Linked DNA regions of Homo sapiens: region 1 is linked to region 2. Evidence: read pairs that join two places in POLR2A ChIA-PET (ENCODE). Cell type or tissue: PC-9. All regions are shown on one strand. Links, peaks and the distances in the headings refer to the core of each region. The heading gives the core; the rest is flanking DNA. Region 1 overlaps MGLL (monoglyceride lipase). Region 2 overlaps LOC107986129 (a long non-coding RNA gene).

Region 1 (5,000 bases), core at 1-5,000, 80 kb after region 2:
CAGCTACATGCTATTAAGTGGCAGGGCCAGGATTTGAACCCAAGTCTGTTTGCTTTAAAAGCACCATTGAAATTCCAGCACCTAGCTATGCCTCGTAAAATATTGCAGAACCATGCCTGTAACTCAGCTGTGTGTACAGATGCTACGTAACCCTCACAACAACCCTAGTGGGGGGTGGGCATGATAAGCCCATTTTACAGGTGAGAAGACTGAGGCCCACAAAGGCTCAGTGGCTCTGATGAGGTCCCACAGTTAGGAATGCCAGGTCTGCGGTATGAGCCTGTGGTCCATGCCCCATTCACCCTCCATAGGTGTTCAGCTCCCGCTCCCACTGATGATGCTGGCCTGGCTGCAGATGCCCCTTCAGGTCATAATGGAGTGCAGAGGCCTCATTGTGCCTATGAAATTGTGACCATTTTCCTTAAATTCATCACTCAATGCTCGTCTCACCTCTCCCGCATTCTCAATAAATTCCTGATCATTTATCGCCATCCGTTTGGCATTTCACCACCCAGAGGAACTTGGAGCCATCTGCAGCCTTGGAAAGTTCAAGCTGTTCTCCTTCCAGGAAAGAAAATGAATGTTACATAAGATGGAGCCCAGCACATTCTTATAGAAGATCAGGAAACCACTTCTCTGACTAAAACAGCTCCCTGTTATCTCTGCCTCTTGCTTCCTATTTTATCCAGGTCCACAATCACACGGCAGCTGCCGTTTTTAAACATTCTCTCTTGCAGAGCCTTTAAAAAGAGCTCCATACTGTCCCTGTGTTCCCATAGAATGGCCGTCTCTCCAAGACCCCCATGGACTCTGTGAGGAAAGGCTTCTCCCACTGCATTGTTCCCAGCAGAGCCTGTGCTGGTGGCCTTGTCCTTTGTCCTTCAGGTGTGGGTGGGAGACCTCTCCAGGGGTCGAGGTGCCTGCAGACCCCCAGTGGACCCTGGCCCACTTCCTCCTAGTGCCTCTCTGGGGTGGCAGGCCTGGCCCAACTATTACCATTTCTTCTTCATAGAACAGGCTCTTCTTCTACTTGCTCATCTTAGGTTATTTTATTTGGTTATTGTCAATAAAACTGGCTCTGTGTTTTGGGGAAACATGTTCATTATAGAACCTTAAGAAACTGAAGTAGAAAGATGTGACTACTGACCACTCCAGGACAATTAACGTTGATGTGCACAGACTCTGAGGAGTTGGAAAGCACCCTAAAGATGATCTATTATAGTTTGACCTGTGGGCTCTACCATGGGGAAACTGAGGCCCAGGGGACTTAGGCTCACTCATTCCCCTGTAGGTGGCCATGGCAGGAGTGGGGAGTCCTACTCAGGGAGTCACTGTGGGATGGGGGACAAGTGAGCAGAAGCGATCAGTGGTCTCTGCCATGTGGCCAGGATGGCTTTAAGCAGACGTGACATTTGAGCCGGGTCTGGTCCGCCCCGTGGCCCTGCAACCCTCTGCTCACTGCCGGCCTCCTGGGCGACACTGCTTTCTGGCTCTGCGGCCCCATCCTCCTCCCATTGATGTTACCTCCTAACTAGCCATCTTGCATTCCGGGTGGTAATTCCTGCTAAATGGCTCCAGATCAGCTTTTCCCAAACCTTGATTGTTTACACGCCACCTTTGTGATTTTCATAGCGGCTATTTAAATTTCATATTATTTCTTCATAGTTTTTTTAAAATCAACTTTCTTTTTTACTTTAAATCTATTTTAAGAGGAAATTTTATTGTAACACAAGAAGTAGAAACCAGTGTCAGGGGCTGTAAATAGGTGACCACAAGGAGAAAACAAGGCGACAGTGTATTGCAGCTCTGCACTGGGGTACACTCAAGAGCCCTGAGCCACCCCGTCCTGAAAGTGGTGGTGAGCTAGTGCCTGAGAGGTGCTTAAAATGGGTCAGCACCTGAGTGAGTCTCTCTCTTAAGTACTCAGAGGATTGGAATGGGATGAACGAGGGAATGAGTAATGTTTTCCTGGTACACGGTGATGGCATTTCATGCTGTGACATCAAACTTCCCTAACTCATCCCAGGCACAACCAGCTGTGGGAGTCCTACAGGCTGAGAGACTCATGCTCTGCACACTCAGGGCTCATCACACCAGCTAGTAAATGTGCAGGGTTTTTAACAACCCTCTGTGTGATTTAGAGTCTAGCTCTCTTCTTTTTTGTTTTTTGCCCTGACATATATGCACATCTTCATTCAAAGTCATCCCATAAATGAGTGTACTGTTCCCCTCCTATGGAACATGCCTGTACAGTAAAAGCATCCCATATGGTGTGAGTGCACCAGCATCGGCCATGGTTTGCTGTGAGGCTGGTTGGCACCAAGGAGAATTAGAAGAAGCAGGTGGGGCCAGAATATCTTCACCCCCACCCCACTGCTTGTTCCTTCAGGCGGCCTGGAGGTGGGTGCCCACTGCCAGAACAAGAGCAAACAAAGGCCCTCCCCGTGCAGCAATAAAGAGACTCAGGCTTGTGCCAGGTGTGGTGGCTCACGCCTGTAATCTCAGCACTTTGGCAGGCTGAGGCAGGTGGATCATTTGAGGCCAGGAGTTCGAGACCAGCCTGGCCAACATGGCAAAACCCCATCTCTACTAAAAATACAAAAATAAACTGGGTGTGAGGGGACGCACCTGTAATCCCAGCTACTCAGGAGGCTGAGGCAGGAGAATCACTTGAACCCAGGAGGCGGAGGTTGCAGTGAGCCAAAATTGTGCCACTGCACCCCAGCCTGGGTGACAGAGCAAGACTCTGTCTAAAAAAAAAAAAGAGAGAGAGAGAGAGAGACTCAGGCTTGAAAGACAGTGCTCCAAGCTCTTGCACAGAAGCGAGGTCAGTCATACCAGCATCTGGTCCTTTTCCAGAATCTTGGGACAGCTGTGGAGCTCTTCATTAATGGACTGCTCTAAAAGTCACACCATGTGCCTTCCACAGACCATCAGTGATTTCCCAGAAGGGCAGTTCCAAATATTGATCTAAATGTCGCCTCAGAGGAGCCCTTTGGCATAAGAACCTTTTCAAAACCGGCCAGGGCCCCGGCTGGCCTAGAAGAGGCATCTGAAGAGATCGCACATGTTAATAAAGGTTCTTAATCTCTTGGCCTCCTATAATGCAGAACTGCTTTTCGATTAAAAATAAATCACTCCTGGAGCTTGCATCCCCAAAGCATATGAAATAATTTTGAGGCAGTAGATATCTTGTGTTGGAGGAGTAATAATAGCCATCTAAGTTTCCAGCCTAGTACAAGGGGGGTGATTATCCATCTCACCCCACTGGCACTGACATATTTTCTGCACCTGTAGGAGATTACAGGAGGATGGGAAAGTGTGGGAGAGGCTAATCAGGCTTAATTAGGGAATGCAGGATGTCGGTTTTGCTTGTTATTGCACCTGGGCACCAGGGCTGTCAGGCTGCTGACCGCCTCGGTGGGCCTCCACACTTTGGTCCTGTTTGCATTTTATGAGCAGCAAACAGGTATGCACCTAAGTAAGTGAAGTTCAAGACCAAACTCTTGAACCTAGTATCTCTTACACTCCGCAACTCTAGCATCTCCAGTCCTATAGGAAGCAGGCCTGTGCTGTGTGGTATGGAGCGGATGTCCCCTGTCTCCTGACCCTGACATGCTTGGCTCAGGGTGCCCAACCCGGCCTGGCATATGCTCATCTGCTAATTATTCTGGGTCCACACTAGACTGGAAGTTCCATAAGGGTAGGGACTTGGTCTGAGATGTGTCCCCAGAGCCTAACCCAGTGCCTGGCCAGACAGAGCTCTCAAGGAATCTCTGTTAAATAAGAAATAGAGGGCTGTGAGCTGTGTGGGCCTCTGTCTGGTGACAAGCATGGGTTCTTCCTGTTGGGTTACAGCTGTGGCCACAGCAGCCTTCCAGCTACTTTCATAGGGCTTCATCCTTTCTAGAAAAAAAATTATATATATAAATATTTTATATTATAAAATATATGATATATTTATTATATTATTATAAATACATATTTTAAAATACATAACATATACATATATATTTTTTCTTTCTTTTTTAAAGGAAATAAATACTTTAGGGACTACTCCAGAACCTTGCATGCATCTGAACTTTTCTTGGAAATGTCACCCCTTTTAATTTTGTTTTATTGTATTTTATTTTTGAGACGGAGTTTTGTTCTTGTTGCCCAGGCTGGAGTGCAATGGTGCGATCTCGGCTCACTGCAACCTCCGCCTCCCGGGTTCAAGTGATTCTCCTGCCTCAGCCTCCCAAGTAGCTGAGATTACAGGCATGCACCACCAGGCCTGGCTAATTTTGTATTTTTAGTAGGGATGGGGTTTCACCATGTTGGTCAGGCTGGTCTTGAAATCCTGATCTCAGGTGATCCACCAGCCTCAGCCTCACAAAGTGCTGAGATTACAGGCGTGAGCCGCCGCGCCTGGCCGTTACCCCCACTCCTTTTTTTTTTTTTTTTTTGAGATGGAGTTTCACTCTTGTTGCCCAGGCTGGAGTGCAATGGCGCTATCTCGGCTCACTGCAACCTCCACTTCCTGGGTTCAAGCGATTCTCCTGCCTCAGCCTCCTGAGTATCTGGGATTACAGGCGCTTGCCATCAGGCCTGGCTAGTTTTTGTATTTTTACTAGAGATGGGGTTTCACCATGTTAGTCAGGCTGGTCTAGAACTCCTGACCTTAGGCAATCCACCTGCCTTGGCCTCCCAAAGTGCTGGGATTACAGGCGTGAGCCACCGCACCTGGCTCATTACCCCTTTTTAATTAGTAGCATTGCTCTTCTCTCTCTGACTATACGTACTCTCTCTGACTTCTAAATTTATCAGCAGCTTCTTCTGAAGCTGGCCTGGTACCCGGTGAGCTCTACGGGACTCTGAGCTGAGTTTAGAGGAGGGAAAGGCAGTTGAAGGGATTTCTTGTTGGCTACAATGCTTAGACACCTCAGGGGGTGAAGCACATGCTCTGACTGTTACCAGTAAGTTCCCAGGCCAACCAGTGGGTAGTTCTTACTACCACA
Region 2 (10,760 bases), core at 2,768-7,767:
CGTCTCCTCTGCTGACATCTCATTGGCCAAAGCACAGCAAGGATGGGGAAGTATACCTCGCCCCTATGGGTGAAAGTTACATGGCAAAGCCTATGGATGTCTACTCCCACAGCCTGGGAGCCAGTAATCCAGTCTGCCAAACTGTGTGATATGCCCCTTCCAGGAACCATGGAACCATGATGCCGTCATCCCTTCAGGGTTGTAAATTCCACCCAGAGTGTCTGAGAACTCAGCATTGGCTCTTGGATATGAGGAAGTTCTTTCTGGATCCAGTAAGAACTGAGGGCTGGCTGATGACTTGGAATAAAAAATAGCAGCCCAGATGTGATTGTTCATTTGTGTGTCAACTCGACTGGGCTAAGGAATGCCCAGATGGTTGGTAAAACATGACTCCTGGGTGTGCATGTAAGAGTGTTTCTGGAAGAGGTTAGCATTTGAAATGGTGGACTGAGTAAAAAATGTCTACCCTCCCCAGATTGGACATCACCTAACCCATTGAAGGCGTGATAGGACAAAAAGGCAGAGGAAGGGGGGATTCACTCTCTTCTTGAGCTGGGACATCCATCTTCTCCTGCCTTGGACATCACAGCACCTGGTTCTCAGGCCTGTGGACTTGACCGGGAGTTCTACCATCTGCCCTCCTGGTTCTCAGGACTTCGGGGCTGGGACTGAATTTTACCACCAGCTTTCCTGGTTCTCTAGCTGCAGACAGCAGGTGATGGGAGGGCTTCTCGGCCTCCATAATCATATGAGACCATTCCCCTAATAATTTTCCTAGAGAGCTGCATCTTCCTATTTTTCTCTGTCTTAGTCTCTCCCTCTCTTTATCTGTCTATAAATCTATATCTCCTGTTGGTTCTGTTTCCCTGGAGAACCTTTTTGTTTTTAGACAGTCTCACTCTGTCACCCAGCCTGGAGTGCAGTGGCATGATCTTGACTCACTGCAACCCCCGCTTCCTGAAGAACGTTGACTAGTACACCAGGGATGGAAGCGTGGTCAGGTGAGCAGGCTGATTCCCCAGACTTTGCATTCCAGCCACATCCTCCTTCTTTGTAGACTCAGGCTGTCACAAGCTAATGGGTTCTTCTTGCGTGTTGCCCACTGTCCCCCAAAAAATGAGAACAGCAGGTGTTGCAGCAAAGAAAGAGTTTACTAATTGCAGGGCCAGCCAAGCATGGAGAACAGGAGAAACTTCTTAAGCCTGTCCCCCGGAGAATTCGGAGGCTAGAGTTTTTTAATGGTACTTTGGCAGATGGGGCTTGGGAACTGGAATAATTGTATGGGTGGGAACAAAATAACAGGTGTGTCTAAAACTGCCTTTTAGTAGCTGAGTCAGTTCCTGGGAGTTGGGGAGTGGGTCTTAGGACCAGGTGGCATCTGTTTGTCTGTTGAAATGCTAAATCTAAAAAAATATCTCAAAGACTAGTTATTTAGTTTTCACAATGGTGTAGGAGTACTTGGGAAGCTTTTAAATCATGTAACCCCTGGTTACATGACTCTGGGGCAATAAGCAACTTGTAGAAAACACACTAAGCAATGGCAGGTCATTGTTTATGCCTATTCTTTAGCAAAGCTCAAGCCCCTGCCATAATTCTAATCTTATCTTATTAATGCAGCTTTGGTCTCTGAAAAAGGAGGGGGTCAGTTTTCCTTGCCTCAAACTTTAACTAAATTCCTCTTATGGTTATTTTGGCCTCTGCGCTAGAATAAGCAAAAAACAATTTAACCTGTGAGGTTAGAATCAAGATGGAGCCCATCATGTTAGATTTATTTCATTACTTACAATTCTGCAAAGGCACTTTCAAGGCTGTCTACAGTATAGCTGAAGGTCAGGCCTGCAGCTAGCACGTGCAGTGCTTTTATGCAAATTAGAAGACGGCATTTCCACCCAGTCCCTGTTATCATGAGGATGAACTCCAACCAGCCGGAAGATGACAGGGGAAACCTCAGAAAAGGATTGGATGCTGAATACATTTGACAACAGACCTAAGGCAAAAACAAAGAAAGGGAACAGATGAATGGCATAGAGTGGGGCAGACTCTTTGTGAAATGGCCTTGTGCCCACATGACTCTGGACTTGGCCCTTGTCTGGTCACTGGAACAACAGTAGACGAATGCAGGTGGAGACTTGAGCAGCGCTTGTGTGTTGGGGCTCGCCCCTCCGTGCTGCTGCGAGCCCCCCTGTGCCCATGTGAACAAGCCCAGGCTGGCCTGCTGCTTGATTACAGACATATGGCTGTGGCCTCAGCTGACAGCAAGCCAGACCTGGCAGTCAGGCCCCTCAAGACCAGCCACACTGCCGTCTCCCGAACTAATGATGTGAAGAGCCACTCAGCCAACCCACAGAACCATGGGAGATAATGACTTCGTTGTTTTAAGCCACTAAATTTAGGGGTGTTTTGTTAAACAGAGAAAGCTAAATGATACAGGATGCCAGTGTTATATGTGCCGTGGCAATGTCTGAATCAGGTAGAGAGCAGAACAGCTTGTGTACTACCTTGTCTGTAATGCTGACAAATCATATTGTCCAAATTTAAGAACACTGAAGAATGAAAAGATCACCATTAAGCAAAAACAGTGTTATTGCCTAAATAACAATGGAGTTTGAGACCAGCCTGGCCAACATGGCAAAACCCCGTCTCTACTAAAAATACAAAAATTAGCCGGGCGTGGTGGTGCACGACTGTAGTCCCAGCTACTCGGGAGGCTGAGGCAGGAGAATCACTTGAACCTGGGAGGTTGAGGTTACAGTGAGCCAAGATCAGGCCATTGCACTCCAGCCTGGGTGACAGAACGAAATTCCATCTCAAGAAAAACAAAAGAAAGAAATGTAAGAAGAAATGAACGAAAACACACCAATAATAGACCTTAATTTACATGTTTCAGTCTGACACAGATAAAGTTGACAAAATTGTTCTATCAATTTCACTATTTTGTAGGCATTATAAATAAAGATCATATAGTTCTAAGGGAAAAGTATGAGAAACAATAGATCATGCAAGTGTGTGACTGTGTATCTGATGAATCTGTGCATGCTGTGTGTTTAGAGGTGTGTAAAGATGAAAGAGCCTTAGGGACATATGATAAATTGTTTAAGTGAAAAGAATTGTAAGTCTATAAATTTTAGCAAATTGTTTTGATGATTTCAGCCTTTTAAGAAATATGCTAATTAATTATTTAACATAAATCTATATGGGCTGGGCATGGTGGCTCATGACTGTAATCACAGCACTTTGGGAGGCTCGAGGTAGGAGGATCGCTTGAGTTCAGGAGTCCAAAACCAGCCTGGGCAACATGGTGAAACCCCATCTCTACAAAAGATACAACAAAATTAGCCAGGCGTGGTGGCGCACACCTGTAGTCCCAGTTACTTGGGAGACTGAGGTGAGAGGATTGCTTGCACCCGGAGTTCGAGGCTGCAGTGAGCTGAGATCATACCACTGCACTCCAGTCTGAGCAACAGAGTGAGACCCTGTCTCAATAAATAAATAAATAAGTAAAATCTATATGTTCATTTAGAGAACAGCCATGGCAACGCTAGCCTGTGCCAGGGTCCATATAGGGACATCCAAATTGAAATGCAGTCATTTATGAGTTAATTCATCAAGTTACTAGCCTCAGAGCATCCGGTTTAAAACAATTTAAAAGGTTAGGCTTCACAATAAGAGTATAGTCAGGATGCCGAGTAATGCATTTGCTGTTTTCTGTGCTCTAAACATCACCCTTACCATGGAAAAAATATTTCTTACCATTCTTCCATTGCAATCCTTGGCACTTAGCTAAAAGAACAGAAGTATCTGAAGCAGATACATTAAGTTTTCAGAGAATTACATTCTATTGGGGAGGGGAAGGAGGATAAAATAATAAAATTCTGAGGAATTTGGTTTCAAATAAAGAAACCGAGGCCCTGGTTGTCTAAATAGCGTTGCACAGCTAGGTAGAAGGATGACTGAGATTAGAACAAAGTTTACTGCTTTCCAGGAAGAAAAATGTTCAGTTTCTTCTAGCTCTGCCATCTGAATATTCGTTAGACTTAGAACCACGCCTAATTTAGGATAAATGTTATCTTTCATATGATACATTTTATATGTGTTAATCTATCTATGAAGTGTTGTCAACATATTTATAATTTGCTGGGCCTTTAAGAGGTATCTTCTGGAAGCCTCATACCCTTGCATTTTATAATCTTTAAGATGGTTAGTTCTTCCATGACATCACATTAATACATTAGCAGATGCTCTTTCATTGGTTCTCTCTCATGGCCACTGGTCCCTTTTCCACTATTGCAGCTGTTTTGCTGACCTTATTTTCTCACTGGGAATATGCCCAGTCAGCTGTGGAAAACAAAACCCAAGAAACACAAAATTTAACAGTTGCATACATTTATTTAAAAATAACAATGAATGCAGGGCTTCTTATGTTAAAAATCATCTATACACATGTTTCAAAGCCAAAGTGCACCAAATTTCCAAAATAAAGCTTTTGGAAACATTAGCGGGCGTGAGTGGACTTGGTAAGCTGATGGTCCCCAAGCCAGATGTGAAGATAAAATGCTGTGGCGAGACGCAGCAGTGTTTTCCATGTTAAACACATTTTCAAAACTAGTAAACATTGTGACTTGATAAGACCTCGAATCAATAAAGGGACTCAGGGTAGAATCTAAGCATGTTCTACAAATGGAAGTCTGTTAAGATGAACTCTTAAAGACTTGGGTTATATACAGGTAGTCAAAAATATTTTAAAGTGGCTGGGCACAGTGGCTCACGCCTGAAATCTCAGCATTTTGGAAGGCTGACGTGGGTGGATCATTTGAGGTCAGGAGTTTGAGACCAGCCAGGTCAACATGGTGAAACCCCACCTCTACTAAAAATACAAAAATTAGCCAGGTGTGGTGGCATGCGCCTGTGATCCCAGCTACTCAGGGGACTGAGGCAGGAGAATCGCTTGAACCCGGGAGGTGGAGGTTGCAGTGAACCTCCACCACTGCACTCCAGCCTGGACAACAGAGTGAGACTCTGTCTCAAAAAAAATATATATATATATAATGTACATATATGTGTATATGTGTATATATGTGTATGTGTGTGTGTATGTATATATATATATATATATATATATATATTAAAGCATCTGGAGAGTGCCCAGTTTTGCCATAATGGATTGTTAATATTAATTGTCTTCGTGTTTCTTTCCATTTCATAGATTATTTGGGATAAACCTTGAATCCTATTCTTGGCAGCTATAGCAAGTGCCCAGAATATTCCTGGGATCCTCCTGACTGCCCACCTGGAGCATGCCTTCTTATTTTTATTTTTAACCTTAGCTGGATTGTGGGGGAGAGGTGTGGGGCAGATATCATTCATTACCATTTCAAATGCAAGAGACTAATATATGTAAAAAAGCTGTCTGTTTTGAGTTGTCATTGCTATTCCTCCATTAGGGCATATTCTCAAGATCTTCTGTCTTTTTAAAATGCAATACAAGCCAACAGCTATTCAGGGGTTTCTAATTTCTCATGTATTTGGTCTGTAATAGAATATATTAGTATATTTAAAAGCCATTGTCCTTTTTTATTATATAATCTGTATTTTTGAGATCCTTTGAGCTTTTTTCTTGAATTGTGCTTTCCTTCCAATAATGGCAATTTTGTAACTCCTGTGTCTAAGGAAGGGTTCAGAATAAGAACACGGTAAATGAATAGAATGTCAACTTGAATGTGACAGGCTGTAAGACCATGGCTGATGGGAAAGAGGAGGAAACAGAGGCCTGTGGTGGGGATCAACTCAGCTACAGGGTAGGCTCAGAGGGAGACAGGCAGTAATTGAGTTTTTAATGTTCCATTGCATTAGGTAATTTTTTTTTTTTTTTTTTTTTTTTTTTTTTTGAGACGGAGTCTCGCTCTGTCGCCCAGGCCGGACTGCGGACTGCAGTGGTGCAATCTCGGCTCACTGCAAGCTCCGCTTCCCGGGTTCACGCCATTCTCCTGCCTCAGCCTCCCCAGTAGCTGGGACTACAGGCGTCCGCCACCGCGCCCGGCTAATTTTTTGTATTTTTAGTAGAGACGGGGTTTCACCTTGTTAGCCAGGATGGTCTCGATCTCCTGACCTCATGATCCACCCGCCTCGGCCTCCCAAAGTGCTGGGATTACAGGCGTGAGCCACCGCACCCAGCCTGCATTAGGTAATTTTGAATCATCCTCTTGTTTGTGCAGATAGTAACTTACTCAAAGACTTCCAGTCCGGTTGTGATGGAGTAGCATTAGACTTACCATTCTATCATGAAGACTATAACAAATGCACAAAACATGTGAAACAATGGTTTTCAGGCCTTGGACAGTGGCTTAAAGCCTTGAGCTGCCTTGAGCCAAGGGAGGTACTTGATATTTATCCTGGCTTTCTGCTTGAAGTTGGTTTCTAAACCACAGTGGGGGATAATTTAGTCAAGCAAAGAGAGCAGCAGGGAAGGGAAGCTGGGCAGGGAATCTGGAAACATTGCTTGTGGCTTCTGTGACAGTGGCAATTTGTGTGTCAGGGTACCAGATGAGAGACAATTCCTTAACTTTGTATAAGGCCTCCCTTAAGGTCCTTGGCTAAATCTTAAACTGAACATGTCCGGGGCAAGACACTATGATGCCTAATAGAGAACAGCTCCTAGGAACAGAGAGTTGATCAGAGATTTCAATGATAACTCATCATTGAAGAATTTCAGCCAGTCAAGCCATAGACCTTGGTGGGCATCTCTGGCATTTAATTAAAACCCCAGAAAGGTCATTTCATTAAGAGTAAGAACCATGCTATAGAAGTAAGGGCTGTGCCTGATGACTAAGGGAAACATTGAAATAGACATGTCGAAAAGCCCAGCCTCAGCAAAATTGAAGGGATCCACCAGACTCCCTGAACAAAACTCAGCCCGCTTTAGAGAAAGGTAACAAAATTCAGAGTTTCTAGGAGTCACACAATGTCTGGCATATGCTGAAAAATCAGTTCTATGTGTGAAGAAGGAAAAAAATGTGATGGTTTATCAAAAGGAGGAAAAATGATCAAAAGAGACAGACTCAAAGGTGAACTAGATGTTGGAATTAGCAGAGAATAGTCTTTAAATAATTGTTATAAATATGTTAAAGCAGAGGTCCCCAACCCTTGTGCCACAAACCGGTACTAGTCCATGGCCTGTTAGGAACGACGCCACACAGCAGGAAGTGAGTGGCGGGCAAGCGAGATCTGTATTTACATCCACTCCCCCTCATTCACATTACTGCCTGAGTTCCACCTCCTGTCAGATCAGTGGTGGCATTAGATTCTCATAGGAGCATGAATCCTATTGTGAACTGCACATGGGAGGGACCTAGGTTGCACTTTCCTTATGATAATCTAAAGCCTGATGATCTGAGGGGAGCTCAGGCAGTGATGTTAGTGCTAGGGAGTGGCTGCAAATACAGGTTAACATTAGCAGACAGTTTTCACTGCACAGAGACCATAAGACCACAATAAATCCACTGCTTGCAGGCTAATATCAAAACCCTACCAGTGAGTGGCAAGTGACAATTAAGCTGCAATTGGTGGCTGGCAAGTGAGTCAATATACTTCAGTTGTACAGCTGCATCTGGTGGCCTTAAAAGTATGTTTGAGACAACTTCAAATCCCCATATGTTCTGGATTAAAGTCAAGGCGGAGTATCCTGAGATTGCCACAAAAGCACTGAAAAACCTGCTTCCATTTCCAGCATCCTCTGTTTGTGAAGCAGGGTTTTCTGCAGTGACAGCAACCAAAACGAGATACTGGACAAAATGAGAACAGACTGGACATAAGCAACACACTTCAGGTATCTCTTCTCCCATCACCCCCAGATGGGACTATCTAGTTGCAGGAAAACAAGCTCAGGGCTCCCACTGATTCTTTGTTATGGTGAGTTGTATAATTATTTCATTGTATATTACAATGTAATAATAATAAAAAAAAGTGCACAATAAATGTAATGTGCTTGAAACATCCCGAAACCATCCCCACCCCCACCCTCATCAGTGGAAAAATTGTGCCAAAAAGGTTGGGGACTGCTGTGCTAAATAACTTACTGGAAAAAGTTGATGAAATGATGGAAAATTTTAGCAGAGAAATTGAAACTCTAAAAAAGAACCAATTAGAAATTATGGAACAGAAAAATATCTGAAATGATGAGCTCATCAGAAGGGCTTAACAGCAGACCAGACACAATAAATGAAAGAATAAGTAAACACAAAACAGATTGTAGAAATTACCTAAGTAAAGCATGGAAAGGAAAAAGAATTTCAGCTGGGTGCAGTGGCTCACGCCTGTAATCCCAGCACTTTGGGAAGCCGAGGCTGGTGTATCACCTGAGGTCAGGGGTTCGAGACCAGCCTGGCCAACATAGTGAAACCCTGTCTCTACTAAAAATACAAAAATTCGCTGGGTGTGGTAGCACATGCCTGTAATCCCAGCTACTCAGGAGGCTGAGGCAGAATTGCTTGAATCTGGAAGGCAGAGGTTGCAGTGAGCTGAGATTGTGCCATTGCACTCCAGCCTGGGAAATATTAAAGGAGGTTCTTCAGGGTCACTATGCATTGAATGTTTGTGTCTCCCAAATTCATATGTTGAACCCTAATCCCCAATTGGATCATATTCAGAGGTGGAGCCTTTGGGAGGTGATTAGAATTAAGTTAGGTCATGAGGTTGGGGACCTCCTGGTGGAATTAATGCCCTTATAAAAAGAGGAAGAGACATGAGATCTCTGTGTGTAAATGCACAAGGGAAGGCTGTGTGAGGGAGGACATAACCTGGAAGAGAGCCCTCACCAAGGACTCAGTGTGGCTGGCACCCTGACCTAACTCCAACCTCCAGAACCGTGAGAAAATAGATTTCTATTGTTTAAGCCCCCCAGACTATCGTATTCTGTTATAGCAACCCGAACTAAGACAAGGGTGAGGATAAAAGATCCCAGTTGGAAGCCCATATCTTCAAGAAGGAATGAAGGCCACTAGAAGCAGAAATGGTTAGATAAATAGAAAAGAACAGTTCAAAAAATACATTTTAGAGCCTACTGACCACTTGAAATAACTAATAACAGAGTATGGGTGGATTTATATAATATGTAGAGGTAAAATATATAATACGTAACCTAAAGGGGAGTGAGTGGTTAAAAGAAATTAAACTGTTGTAAGTTTCTAGCATTGTACATGAAGTTGTATATCAACTTAAGGTAGAGTATGATAAGTTAAGGAGGCATATTATAATCCCTAGAGCAACAACTAGGTATAAAATAAAGAGTTATTACTAATTGAATGCAAAAGATAAAAAGGAATAATAAAAATGCTTGATTAATTCAGAAGTCTGGAAAGGAGAAACAATGGATGAGAAGGGACAAGTGGAAACAAAACAGAAAGATGGCAGACTTACACCCAACCATATGAGTAGTTCAAAACGTAAATGGAATAAACACACCAATGAAACAAGAGAGTTTGTTTGGACAGAAAAAAGAAAACTTGACCCTATAATGTTTACAAGAGACTATCTTTAAATATAAGGATACAGAAAGGTTAAAAGTAAAATAATGGAAAAAGAAACAGTATAAGAAAGCAGATGCAGCTATATTAATATCATTGCTATACTGATATAGCTGATGACCTACATTAATATTTCCAGGGAGAAGGGTGTGCTTTTCATCCTTATGATAAAGAATAATGATAAAGGGTTAATTCTTCAGGAAGTGTTAACTGTCCTAAAGTGTATTCACCCTGTATGCCTCAGTAATTTATAGAACTAAGATTTTAAAAAAGTCAAATTCACATTATGCCATTTCTCTTTCAATAACTGATAGAATAATAAGCAGACAAAAAATGGATAAAGATATATAAGATTTGAACCACACTATAAACCAATTTGAACTAATTGGTCAAAATTTGAGAACATTATACCCAACAACTGAAGAATATGTATTCTTTTCAAATGGATATGAAACATCACCAGAATAGATCATATTGTGGACCATAAATAATTTTGGATAAATGTCAAAAGTTTAAAATCAAACAGAGTGTGTTTCTTAACCACATGGGAACCAAGCTGGAAGTCAATGACAAAAAGATTATCAGATAAGCTCCAACTGTTTAGAAATGAATCTACATAATATATGGGTTTAAGAAGAAATCACAAGAGACATTAGAAAACGTTTTTAACTGAATGATAACGAAAATACAACAAATAAAAAAATTTAGGATGGCTCATGCTTGTAATCCCAGGGCTTTAGGAGGCTAAGGTGGGAGGATCTCTTGAGTCCAGGAGTTCAAGACCAGCCTGGGCAACATAGTGACACCCTGTCTCTACCAAAAAAAAAAAAAAAGAAATTAGTTGGCACAGTGGTACATGCCTGTGGTCCTAGCTACTCAGAAGGCTAAGGCAGGAGGATCATTTGAGCCCAACAGTTTGAGGCTGCAGTGAGTCATGATCATGCCACTGCTGTCTAGCCTAGGCAACAGAGCGTGACCTTGTCTCTTTAAAAATATATATATATATTTATATATTATATATATTTTATAATATATATATAAATATATATTATATATAATAATATTTTTATAATATATATATAAATATATATTATATATAATAATATATATATTATATATTTTTATATATTATATATGTTTATATATATAATATATATAAATATATACATATAATTTTTATATATAAAAATATATATATATTTAAAAAGAAGGAAGATTTAAAGCCAGTAATTCAGTTATACC

What was found. Peaks named below come from ENCODE experiments on the same cell type or tissue, not always from the same donor. Only the 100,000 strongest peaks of a DNase experiment are listed, where the experiment ranks them.
Region 1: POLR2A ChIA-PET joins it to region 2 with 5 read pairs; 3 of 35 experiments call an interaction of 5 or more read pairs at or near these places.

Annotation. Positions count from the first base shown.
Region 1 is chr3:127,800,751-127,805,750 of GRCh38, reverse strand. All of the region lies in intron 2 of MGLL (monoglyceride lipase), which reads left to right. Among named protein-coding and RNA genes, the nearest start is that of MGLL, 19 kb to the left of the region's middle. In PC-9, for the core only: no CTCF peak of the experiment used is centred there; a DNase peak (open chromatin) is centred at 1,960; H3K27ac peaks cover 3,238 bases.
Region 2 is chr3:127,877,749-127,888,508 of GRCh38, reverse strand. The region is part of intron 3 of LOC107986129 (a long non-coding RNA gene); the gene reads left to right. Among named protein-coding and RNA genes, the nearest start is that of KBTBD12, 32 kb to the left of the region's middle. In PC-9, for the core only: no CTCF peak of the experiment used is centred there; no DNase peak of the experiment used is centred there.